2 separate regions of the Homo sapiens genome follow, and region 1 is linked to region 2. A link is a loop called in an ENCODE intact Hi-C map of the cell type or tissue named here. Cell type or tissue: dorsolateral prefrontal cortex. All regions are shown on one strand. Region 1 holds the start of ZBTB9 (zinc finger and BTB domain containing 9). Region 2 holds the start of UQCC2 (ubiquinol-cytochrome c reductase complex assembly factor 2).

What was found. Peaks named below come from ENCODE experiments on the same cell type or tissue, not always from the same donor. Only the 100,000 strongest peaks of a DNase experiment are listed, where the experiment ranks them.
Region 1: it touches region 2 in a loop (2.4-fold over the local background); 5 of 110 quality-filtered maps call a loop at or near these places.

Annotation. Positions count from the first base shown.
Region 1 is chr6:33,451,997-33,456,996 of GRCh38, forward strand. SYNGAP1 (synaptic Ras GTPase activating protein 1) reads left to right here. Exons shown (of 19, transcript NM_006772.3): 19 at 1-1,693. ZBTB9 (zinc finger and BTB domain containing 9) reads left to right here and starts at 2,580. Exons shown (of 2, transcript NM_152735.4): 1 at 2,580-2,779; 2 at 3,034-5,000. The coding sequence starts at 3,105. The coding sequence ends at 4,526. SYNGAP1-AS1 (SYNGAP1 antisense RNA 1) reads right to left here and starts at 2,409. Exons shown (of 3, transcript NR_174954.1): 1 at 2,274-2,409. In dorsolateral prefrontal cortex, CTCF peaks have their summits at 2,553 and 2,752; a DNase peak (open chromatin) is centred at 2,505; H3K4me3 peaks cover 2,877 bases; H3K27ac peaks cover 1,200 bases.
Region 2 is chr6:33,709,682-33,714,681 of GRCh38, forward strand. It overlaps UQCC2 (ubiquinol-cytochrome c reductase complex assembly factor 2), which reads right to left and starts at 2,019. Exons shown (of 4, transcript NM_032340.4): 1 at 1,868-2,019. The coding sequence starts at 2,005. It overlaps LOC124901304 (a long non-coding RNA gene), which reads right to left and starts at 1,768. Exons shown (of 3, transcript XR_007059548.1): 1 at 1,627-1,768; 2 at 1,014-1,170; 3 at 1-82. RefSeq lists enhancers at 615-1,512, 1,539-1,588 and a silencer at 4,731-5,000. In dorsolateral prefrontal cortex, CTCF peaks have their summits at 2,128 and 2,333; DNase peaks (open chromatin) are centred at 149 and 2,120; H3K4me3 peaks cover 2,327 bases; H3K27ac peaks cover 1,737 bases.

The sequences.
Region 1 (5,000 bases), 260 kb before region 2:
AGCGGGATTGCCTCCCCGAATGCCTCCCTGGGAGGCACACTGATTGCCCACCCCCACCACTGCACCATTTCCAGGAGGGAGAGTGGGGACCCTCAGCCGCCCCCTTTTCCTTCCCATTGGGGTGCTGCCCTCTCTTTGACCCCCAGGGACCCTTGCCCCAGGACACCGCCTACCCCGTACAGACCCCTTCACTCCGGGGTGCTATCCCCATCCTCTGCCTCATCGTTCCCCTGAGCACTGGGGGACAGACCCTCACCCCCACCCTGGGGGTGTGGCACCTCCAAACTTTCAACTTCAGGGTGATTTTTTTAGCAGTAACCAGAGCTGACAATCTAACTCCCCTCCACCGCCCCATTTTGGCCTCCCCTGCCCCCCTTGTTATGGGGAGGGGACCCCGGGTGAGGGGGCCCTATTACCCCTTGATTTCTCAGGAGCGTCTGGGGGGGCTCAGCACGCACAAACTCCTTCTCCTTCTACCACTCTTAAATTTACTCCCTCCCCACCCAGAACCCAGATGGGGTGGAGGGGGCCACCGGGGCAGGGAGGGGGCGGCAAGGGGGGAATGGGAGTTGTCTCCCCTTCTCCCCACACCTGATCTGCTCTCGGCTGGTCCCAGAGCGGGGTGAGGGGGCTTATGCCCCCCCCTCCCCCAGTGTGTTGGGTGGGGTGGAATTGAGGTTAGGGTGAGGGGTCAGGGTTTAGGAGGGTGTGTATGTTGGGAGGACAGGCTAGTTGATCTGTCCTACTCTGACACACAGTCCCCTCTGCCCCTTCCTTCTCTCTTCTTGGTCTCTACTCCCAGGGGGAGGGGGGAACTTACTCTAGGAAAAGCCATGTCTCTCTCCCCCAGGGTGGGGGGACCTGTGTTGGAGGAGGGGTGTTGGGGGGCCCCCTTCCATGACTCTGTCCCCTGGGGGAGGTAGGACAGGGCTGGGCTTCCCTCTCATCCTCCCCCTCCCAATCTCCTTCCACCTCCCTCCCTCCCGCCAGCTCCACGATTTTTCGGTGTTTCTCTGTACATAGTTTTCTGGCGGGATAGGGGAGGTAGGATGGATGGGGTTTGGGGTGGGTAGGCCATGGGAGGGGAGAAGCCCCTCCTTGGCACCCCCTCTTCCCTGACTGCTGTCCCCTACCCAGCCTTGCCCCCTTCATCCTTTTGCGTTTGGTATTGAGACTCTCCTAGACTCTACTCCTCTTTCTTTTGTATGGACAGTTCCCCTTCAGTCCCATCCCCCTACACATACACCCAGCCGGGGCCAAATTTATACTTATATAAAAGTTGTAAATATGTGAAATTTTATCCCTGTGCCCTTTCCCCACCTCAGGCCCTACCCCTGGACCCTCCCCAACCTTCCTTCTCTCTTCTTTGGCTGTTGTAATTATCTGGGGTTTGTACTGTACATATCCGGGGTGTGTGTGTGTGGGCTGGGGGCAACCCTTCTGTACAGAGCTTCCTGGCCCCCTCCCCCCCCGCCCCTCTGCTTCCCTCCCCACCCACCACCTCAAGGGTAGGGAGTTGCTCTTCCTACCTGTTTTATTTTGTTTTCTCGTTCTCCCTCCCCACCCCACTCCCAGCCTTATCTATCCCCCCTCACTGTCCCCTTTTCTCCACTCCCAGCCCCATTTCCTTTTTTTCTGGAGTGTGTGGTGAAACAGAAAAAAACATGTTTAATAAACGGAGATTGTTCTTTTATCGCTGTGCCGACTTTCTTAGGCAGGGCTCTCCAGACCTGTACGGTGGTAAGATCTGCTTTCTGAAAGGAAGCTGACAGCCTGAGAGGAAAACCGTATATCCCCACCTGATGCCACACTCTCCTCATAGAATGTCACTCTCCCCTCCCAATGAGATTTTTTATATTTTAGAGCAGGAGTTTTGCACCGGCCAAACTTCTCCAATCTAACTCTCCCCTCACCACTGTGTCACTTAGTCCGAGGCCAGGAACAGCGGCGTTATCTGATAAAAGAGTTCATGTATATATCCACATTTATCTCTTTTAAAAATTACCTAGAAATAAGGTTTCTTTAATTGCTGGTTAAAATGCTCCCGTGCAGAAAACAGGAAAGAACCTGCCTGGTTCCTTAGCAAATCTGAGTTCCAGTCCCAGGTCCACTACTATTAGCTGAGTGACGCTTCCAGCCCGTTTCCCCCGCCTGGAAACTGAGGACGGCAACCCCCACCCTCGCAGGGCCGGTGGGAAGACACAAAGTGATGTGGGCAAGTGCCAGGCCCACATGGTAAGTACCCAACTAATCTCGCCCCTCTCAGGACCTACCGGGGGCGGGTGCTACACTTAATCACCGGGAAACGCAGCTTTCCGGGGCGGCTGACGGCCCACCCCCTCCGACCGGGCTGTTCTCTCCCGGGCCCTGCCTCTCGGTCCTCTGCAGCGGGGAGGACTTCAGCAGCTCCCCGGGACGCCCGTTGCGAGGACACCCTGGGCCTGTGCCCTCCTACTAGCACCGCCCTCCTCGTCTGCAGTAGCCAATCAACACGAGGCTTGTAGGCTGCCGTTCCTCGATTGGCTACGGCTCTAGCTCCGCCCGCCGCACTTGGCGACGGTGTCCGGCGGGGAGGCGGCGGCTTCCGGTCTGGGACGGAGCTGTAGCGGCACTGTAACTGCGAGGGCAGCGCCGCGTGTGTAACGGCGGGGGCGTGTCGGCGGGAAGGACAATCGGGCCGGGACTCGCGGTGTCCGGGTGACCGCGGCTTCCCGGGAGCAGACCTCTGTGGGCACTGTGAGGCGGAACGGAGCGGCGGGGCAGGAGCTGTTCTGGGCAGGTGAAGGCAGGCTGGTGGCTGAAGGACCTCCTTCTTATCTTCCACAGGGGCTGGAAGTTAAAACCCCTGTTGGTGTTTAGTGGTGGTGGTTGTTGTTGTTGTTTGTTTTTGCTTTCTTGGTGTGCGGGACTGATTTGCAGAAACCGCCACTGACTTAAAAGTTTCCAGTTATTGCTCGTGGGGAGGGGGTTGTTTGAGAAGATGTGGCTCCCTTTATCCAGGGCTTCTGTGACCTCCATCTTTTTCCTCTGCAGCCTTCATCCCGCGTGGAGTCTACCCCCAAGCCCTTCTCCTCTTCCCAATTCTTGTCACCTTCGAGGAGGCCATGGAAACCCCAACACCTTTGCCGCCTGTACCCGCCTCCCCGACCTGCAACCCAGCCCCACGGACAATCCAGATCGAGTTCCCACAGCATAGCTCGTCTCTGCTGGAATCTCTGAACCGCCACAGGCTAGAGGGAAAGTTCTGTGATGTGTCCCTCCTGGTGCAGGGCCGGGAACTTAGGGCTCATAAAGCAGTGTTAGCTGCTGCCTCTCCTTACTTCCATGACAAGCTGCTTCTGGGGGATGCGCCTCGTCTCACTCTACCGAGTGTCATTGAAGCCGATGCCTTCGAGGGGCTGCTCCAGCTCATTTATTCAGGGCGTCTCCGCCTGCCACTGGATGCTCTTCCTGCTCATCTCCTTGTGGCCAGTGGCCTTCAAATGTGGCAGGTAGTAGATCAGTGCTCAGAAATTCTTAGAGAATTAGAAACTTCAGGTGGTGGAATTTCAGCCCGTGGAGGAAACTCCTACCATGCCCTTCTTTCCACTACATCCTCTACAGGAGGCTGGTGCATTCGCTCTTCGCCTTTCCAGACCCCAGTACAGTCCTCTGCTTCTACTGAAAGCCCTGCTTCCACTGAGAGCCCTGTGGGAGGGGAGGGAAGTGAACTGGGAGAAGTGCTGCAAATTCAGGTGGAAGAAGAAGAGGAGGAGGAGGAAGATGATGATGATGAGGACCAGGGGTCAGCCACACTCTCTCAGACTCCTCAGCCCCAGAGAGTATCAGGGGTTTTTCCCCGTCCTCATGGACCCCACCCACTGCCCATGACTGCTACTCCCCGAAAGCTTCCAGAGGGTGAGAGTGCACCACTTGAGCTTCCTGCCCCTCCTGCACTGCCCCCCAAAATCTTCTACATTAAGCAGGAACCCTTCGAGCCTAAGGAGGAGATATCAGGAAGCGGAACTCAGCCTGGAGGAGCAAAGGAGGAAACCAAAGTGTTTTCTGGAGGGGACACTGAAGGGAATGGGGAGCTAGGGTTCTTGTTGCCTTCAGGGCCAGGGCCAACATCTGGGGGAGGGGGTCCATCCTGGAAACCAGTGGATCTTCATGGGAATGAAATCCTGTCAGGGGGTGGAGGACCTGGGGGAGCAGGCCAGGCCGTGCATGGGCCTGTGAAGCTAGGGGGGACACCCCCTGCAGATGGAAAACGCTTTGGTTGCCTGTGTGGGAAGCGGTTTGCAGTGAAGCCAAAGCGTGACCGGCACATCATGCTGACCTTCAGCCTTCGGCCTTTTGGCTGTGGCATCTGCAACAAGCGCTTCAAGCTGAAGCACCATCTGACAGAGCACATGAAGACCCATGCTGGAGCCCTGCATGCCTGTCCCCACTGTGGCCGTCGGTTCCGAGTCCATGCCTGTTTTCTCCGCCACCGGGACCTATGCAAGGGCCAGGGCTGGGCCACTGCCCACTGGACTTACAAGTGACTGCTGAGGCTATACACTAGCTTCTAGAACAAGATAACCACTGCTGCTGATGGATACTTTTCCCTCACTGCCATGGCACACCAGTCATGGATCTTGTAATCATGCCAAGAGAATAGATACATTATGGACCTCTTGTTCTTAGATATGGGCCTCTCAGCCTGGCAGATGTGGAAACTCAAATTTCTCGTCCCACTCCAGGTTTTGGCTAGCCAACCCTGCAGGAAAGTGGTTTATAGGCCATTCATACTTAAGTTGATCACTTGCCCATGGTGGACATTTTTGTGGTGGTGATGTCCATTAAGGAAACCAGATTTTCAATTATTTAGTGAGAGAAGAGTTAGAGCAAAAGACAGTGGTAAATGTTTTATTCCGTCTCCATGAGGAATTGAAGGAGTTGGTCTCCACCTAGAGATACATTTGATTTACAGCTTAAGTAATTCAGAGGCTAAGCTCTAAGCTTTTTTCTCTCATTGC
Region 2 (5,000 bases):
ATCAGCAGTACAGTCACAATGATGCCACTGGGCGTGCTCCTGCTCCTTTAGGTGGGCTGGCTTGGCTCTGTTTCGGGCTAAGCTGAAAAAAAAAAAACCCATGTTCCTTCTGTAACAAGTCTTGGCCAAGTTTCACAAGTCATTTCTTCAGACTGTGTGTATATGCATCTCATTATCTCATTTCATTTCTGGTCTCTTGCCCGAGCCCCAGGCTCAAATATAGCACTGCCTACTTGACATTGCCACTTGGAAATCAGTGTACTTGGCATCTCAGGTTTAACCTGCTTAACACCGAACTCGAGATATTCTTCCTACACTTCACCTATTCCTACCTCAGTAAATGGCACCATCTTAGACCTAGATGCCCAGGCCAAAAAATATCTAGGTGCTATCTTTGGTTCCTCTCTTTTCCTTTATCCCACATCCCATATATCAGCAAGTCCTGCTGACTCAACCTGCGCATAACCTGAATCCAACCACTTCCATCTTCTGTGCTGCCGTCCTCATCCAACCCCCCACCATCTGTCGCTTATAGTACCATAATCGGCTTCTCTCCAGCCTCTTTTTTTGTTATTGCCCCCTATAGCCCACTCACCACATACAACCAGAATAGTCTTTTAAAAAGTAAATTAGGGCACATCAGTCCCCTCACTAAACATCCCCAGTGACTTCTCACTGGCCTTATAATGAGGTCTAAAGCTAATCAGAACAGATAATATCCTACTGTGCCTGGCTCCGGACCTTCACCTTAGCAAACTCCACCTTACTTACTACCCTGCAGCCATTCTGGCTTTCTTTCTGTCCTCAAACATGTCAATCTGCCTCCTGCCTCTGGACATGTGCAGTGTCTGGAATGTCCTTCCCGCCAAGTGTACATGGCTGGCTCATCCTCTTGCCTTAGGTCTCACCTATGTGTCATCTCCTCAGAAAGGCCCCACTAATAACATTACCCTTTTATCACGCTACCCTATTTTCTATCGATCACAGTACTTATCTGTCTTACGTACACTTACCTGCTTATTGTGTCCTGAACTACAATGTAAAACTTCATGCGGGCAGGACTTCACCTGTTTAACACTGCTGTTTCCCTAGCACCGTTCCAGGCATATGGTAGGTGCTCAATAAATACGAGCTATATGAATGAATGAATCCCAGAGCTGCAGCGCCAACCTGGAGGAAAGCAAGAACATAGGCCTACTACTCACACACAGCTGCGTGAGCTGAGGACCCAAACCTGCTGCACAGGCTTACAGGGGCTCAGGAAGAACGCAAACGCTTAGCGGGGACCTGCAGAGTTAACTGGGGATTAGCTCAGTCAATACACAACACTGCGAAATAATGAGGTAATGCTACCGTGACAAGGAAGCAAAAAGCTGAGGCTGTCACCAGCTGCCACTGGTGGTGTGGGTCTCAACTCTCTCTGCACCTTGAATCACCTGGAGAGCTTTTAAAACTCTGAGGTCAAGACCCCACCCCTAGAGATTCTGCATTTGAAGTTTTTGTTTGTTTTTTGATTTGTAGAGACGGAGTCCCACTATGTTGCCCAGGAGGTCATCCTGGGCTCAAGCGATCCTCCCGCCTCGGCCTCTCAAAGAGTGCTGGAATTATAGGTGTGAACCGCCGCACCCGGCCCATCTGGAGTTTAAAAAAAGCTTCTTCGGCAATTCCAAGGTGCAGCCGGGGGAGAGCGCTGAATACAACGGGCGTCGCTATCAGTAGCTCCCTGGGGGAAAAAGGGGGTCCGCGCTCACGTGCTGCCTGGAAAGAGGGCGCGCGCATGCGCAGATCCCCCTGCTAGCGCGCTCGTTGGCCCCGCCCCTGCCTCGTCCTTTCCTCCCCTCGTCCCAGCCGCCTCCCCGCCGGTCACCTGGGTATTCTCTCCCTCCCGAAAGGCCTGTGCTACCCGCTGTCGCAGGTAAGCGCCCAAGTCCCGGCCCCGTTTGGTCTCGTCCACTGGCCATTCCTCACAGAGCTTAAGAAAACGCCGGTACCGGCTGGCCGCCATCTTGGGCCCCGCGTGTTCCCGCCTTAGCGGGAGGAGTCGGCGCCGACGAATGGCGCTTGCGCACTAAGCCTCGCCGCCTGCCTTAGGAGTGGAGCGGGAGGCCGGAGTGGGCATGCGCGACTTTGTAGGCGCACCGCTACTCTCCGTGTAGGGGCGCTGCTCGCCTTTCTCTGCAAGCCGAGCTAATTCAGTCTTCGTCCTCCTGGAACCGGCCCAGCTCCCAGGGGCAAGGCGGACGTGGAGTACCCCAGAGACAGCTTTGCGTCTCTTTTTCAATGACTGCACAAGCTTGAGACTAAAAAACCCTCCCCCGAGGCCTCCGCTGTTTTGCATAAACCAATATATTTGCATGTAAATACAGGTTACTGGATGAAAATATGTTTGAACGTTGTTCGTGGGTGCCCCCGTACCTGTCACTATCCCTTGGTACTCGGCCTCAATTCCTTCTTTAGTGCTTCCTAGTTCTTGTTCTTCTCTGCCCAGTCCCTGTTAGTATCCCTTCTGTTCCCCCCTTCCTACCCCTCATAAGCCAGACATTTTTCTCTGGGAGGCGCAGGTTTTCTAGCATGAGCAATGCCAACTGTGTTGATTCAGACTAGAAAAACTTTTTTTTTCTTTACAATTTATTATTTTGTATTGTGGTAAAATACACATAACAAAATTTACTATCTTAACCATTTTTTTTAGACAAGGTCTTGCTATGTGGCCCATGCTGGTCTCAAACTCCTGGGCTCAAGTGATCCTCCCACCTTGGCCTCCCAAAGTGCTGGGATTACAGGTGTGAGCCACCACACCTGGCCTTAACCTTTTATTTATTTATTTATTTATTTTGAGATGGAGTCTTGCTCTGTGGCTCTGTCGCCCAGGCTGGTGTTCAGTGAATGGCGCAACCTCCGCCTCCCGGGTTCAAGTGATTCTCCTGCCTCAGCCTCCCAAGTAGCTGGGACTACAGGCGCCCGCCATCATGCCTGGCTATGTTTTGTATTTTTAGTAGGGACAGGGTTTTACCATGTTGGCCAGGCTGATCTCGAACTCCTGACCTCAGGCGATCCACCTGCCTCGGCCTCCCAAAATGCTGGGATTACAGGCGTGAGCCACGGTGCCCAGCCAGCCATTTTTAAGTGTACAGTTCATGGGTATGAAATAGCACTGAATAATGTTGTGCAGCCATCGCACCATCTCCGTAACTCTTGTAAAACTGAAACTCCATACTCATTAAACAATAAATCCCCATTTCCCCCTCTCCCCCCAGCCCCTGGCAACGACCATTCTATTTTGTCTGTATGATTTTGACTACTCTAGGTACCTCATGTAAGTGGAATCCTGCAGTATTTTTGCAACTGGCTTATTTTGCTTAGCATAATATTTTCACTTCAAGGTTCATTCATTTTGTAGCATATGTCAGAATTTCCTTCCTTTTTAAGGCTGAGTAATATTCCGTTGCATGTATATACCACATTTTGTTTACACATCCATTGATAGACACTTAGGTTGCCTCCATGTTTTAGCTCTTGTGAATAATGCTGCTATGAACATGGATGTACAGACATCTCAAGACCTTGCTTTCAATTCTTTTGGTATATACCCAGAAGCGGAATTGCTGGATCATATGGTAATTCTATTTTAAGTTTTTTGAGGAACTGCCATACTGTCTTCCACAGCAGCTGCACCATTTTGCACTCCCACCACCGGTGCACAAGGGTTCCAATTTCTCCACATCCTTACCAACATTTGTTATTTTCTGGTTTTTTGATAGTAACCATCATAATGGGTGAGGGCTGTATCTCAATGTAGCTTTGACTTGCATTTGTCTAATGATTAGTGATATTGAGTATCTTTTTATGTGCTTATCAGCCATTTGTATATCTTCAGAGAAATATCTATTCAAGTCCTTTACCTGTTTTTAATCGGGTTTTTTTTTTGTTGTTGTTGTTATTGAGTTTTAGGAGTTCTCTGTATATTCCAGATATTACTCCCTTCACAGCTATGTGATTTCAGAATATTTTCTCCCATTAAAATGTGTTTGTTTTATCAAGTCTTCTCTTATATGTCTCTAGCTACATCACCATGTGGACTAATTTTTGTTCTCAAAAGACTGTCCCACCATCTGCATTTTTCATAAGAAAGCCTCAGCCCCCCGTATATCTCCACTATCCTGTATTTAGCCAAGACCATCCAATGTGTACAAAACTTTGCTTCCTCCAAACCTTTTCCTTCTTGCCTTACCTACATTTTAAAGGTGAATCTAGGAGAGTCCTGCCTTCAAGAAGTTGATGGCCAAGTCTGGGAATGTGTACATAACCAGGACACAAAGTTACAGATGACGAGAGCTTTAACTGAAGTGTTAGACAATGCTAGAGAGTTTGGAGAAACAGATGTCTGCTGTTCAGGGGAGAGTGGGAGAAGATCAAGGATGGCTCCAAGAACAGCCAGAGGCAGGCCTGGGGTGGCAATGGGAAAGAGAGGGAGGAGTTTAATTTGAGGAAAGATCAATGGGTGATTTTAACTGGAATGGCTTTAACTGTTCCGAAGATGTTAGGAGTCAAGACCATTAAAGGAAAACCTCTGGGGACCAGAATGTGTGATGCCCGCTGAGGTAAGGAGAGTTCAGGGGGAGTGGAAAATGAGGCGCCCAAGGGCACCTTCTCCAGAAAGCTCCCCTGATTAACCCCACCAGGTTCCCAGCCCAGCAGTCCCTCCTTGCTCCATCCTCACCTCATAGCCATGTAGTTTTGATGACACCCCTAAGGCACAAAGGGCAAGGATTGTATCTATTTACTTACCAAGGTCCAGGCACCTAGGGCTGTGCTGGGTGCCCCGAGGCGCTGTCATAGCCGTGGCTTTGAAGAGCACCTGACTGGTCCACATCTGTCCCAGGAGGCAGAGCCAAGGTCCCTCTGTCTTAGGCAACCAAAAAGTAACATTAGGTGGCAGCAAATGGTTTTCATGCTGCTTGAGGTACAAGGACAATGAGAGGTTGAGAAGAATGCTGGGC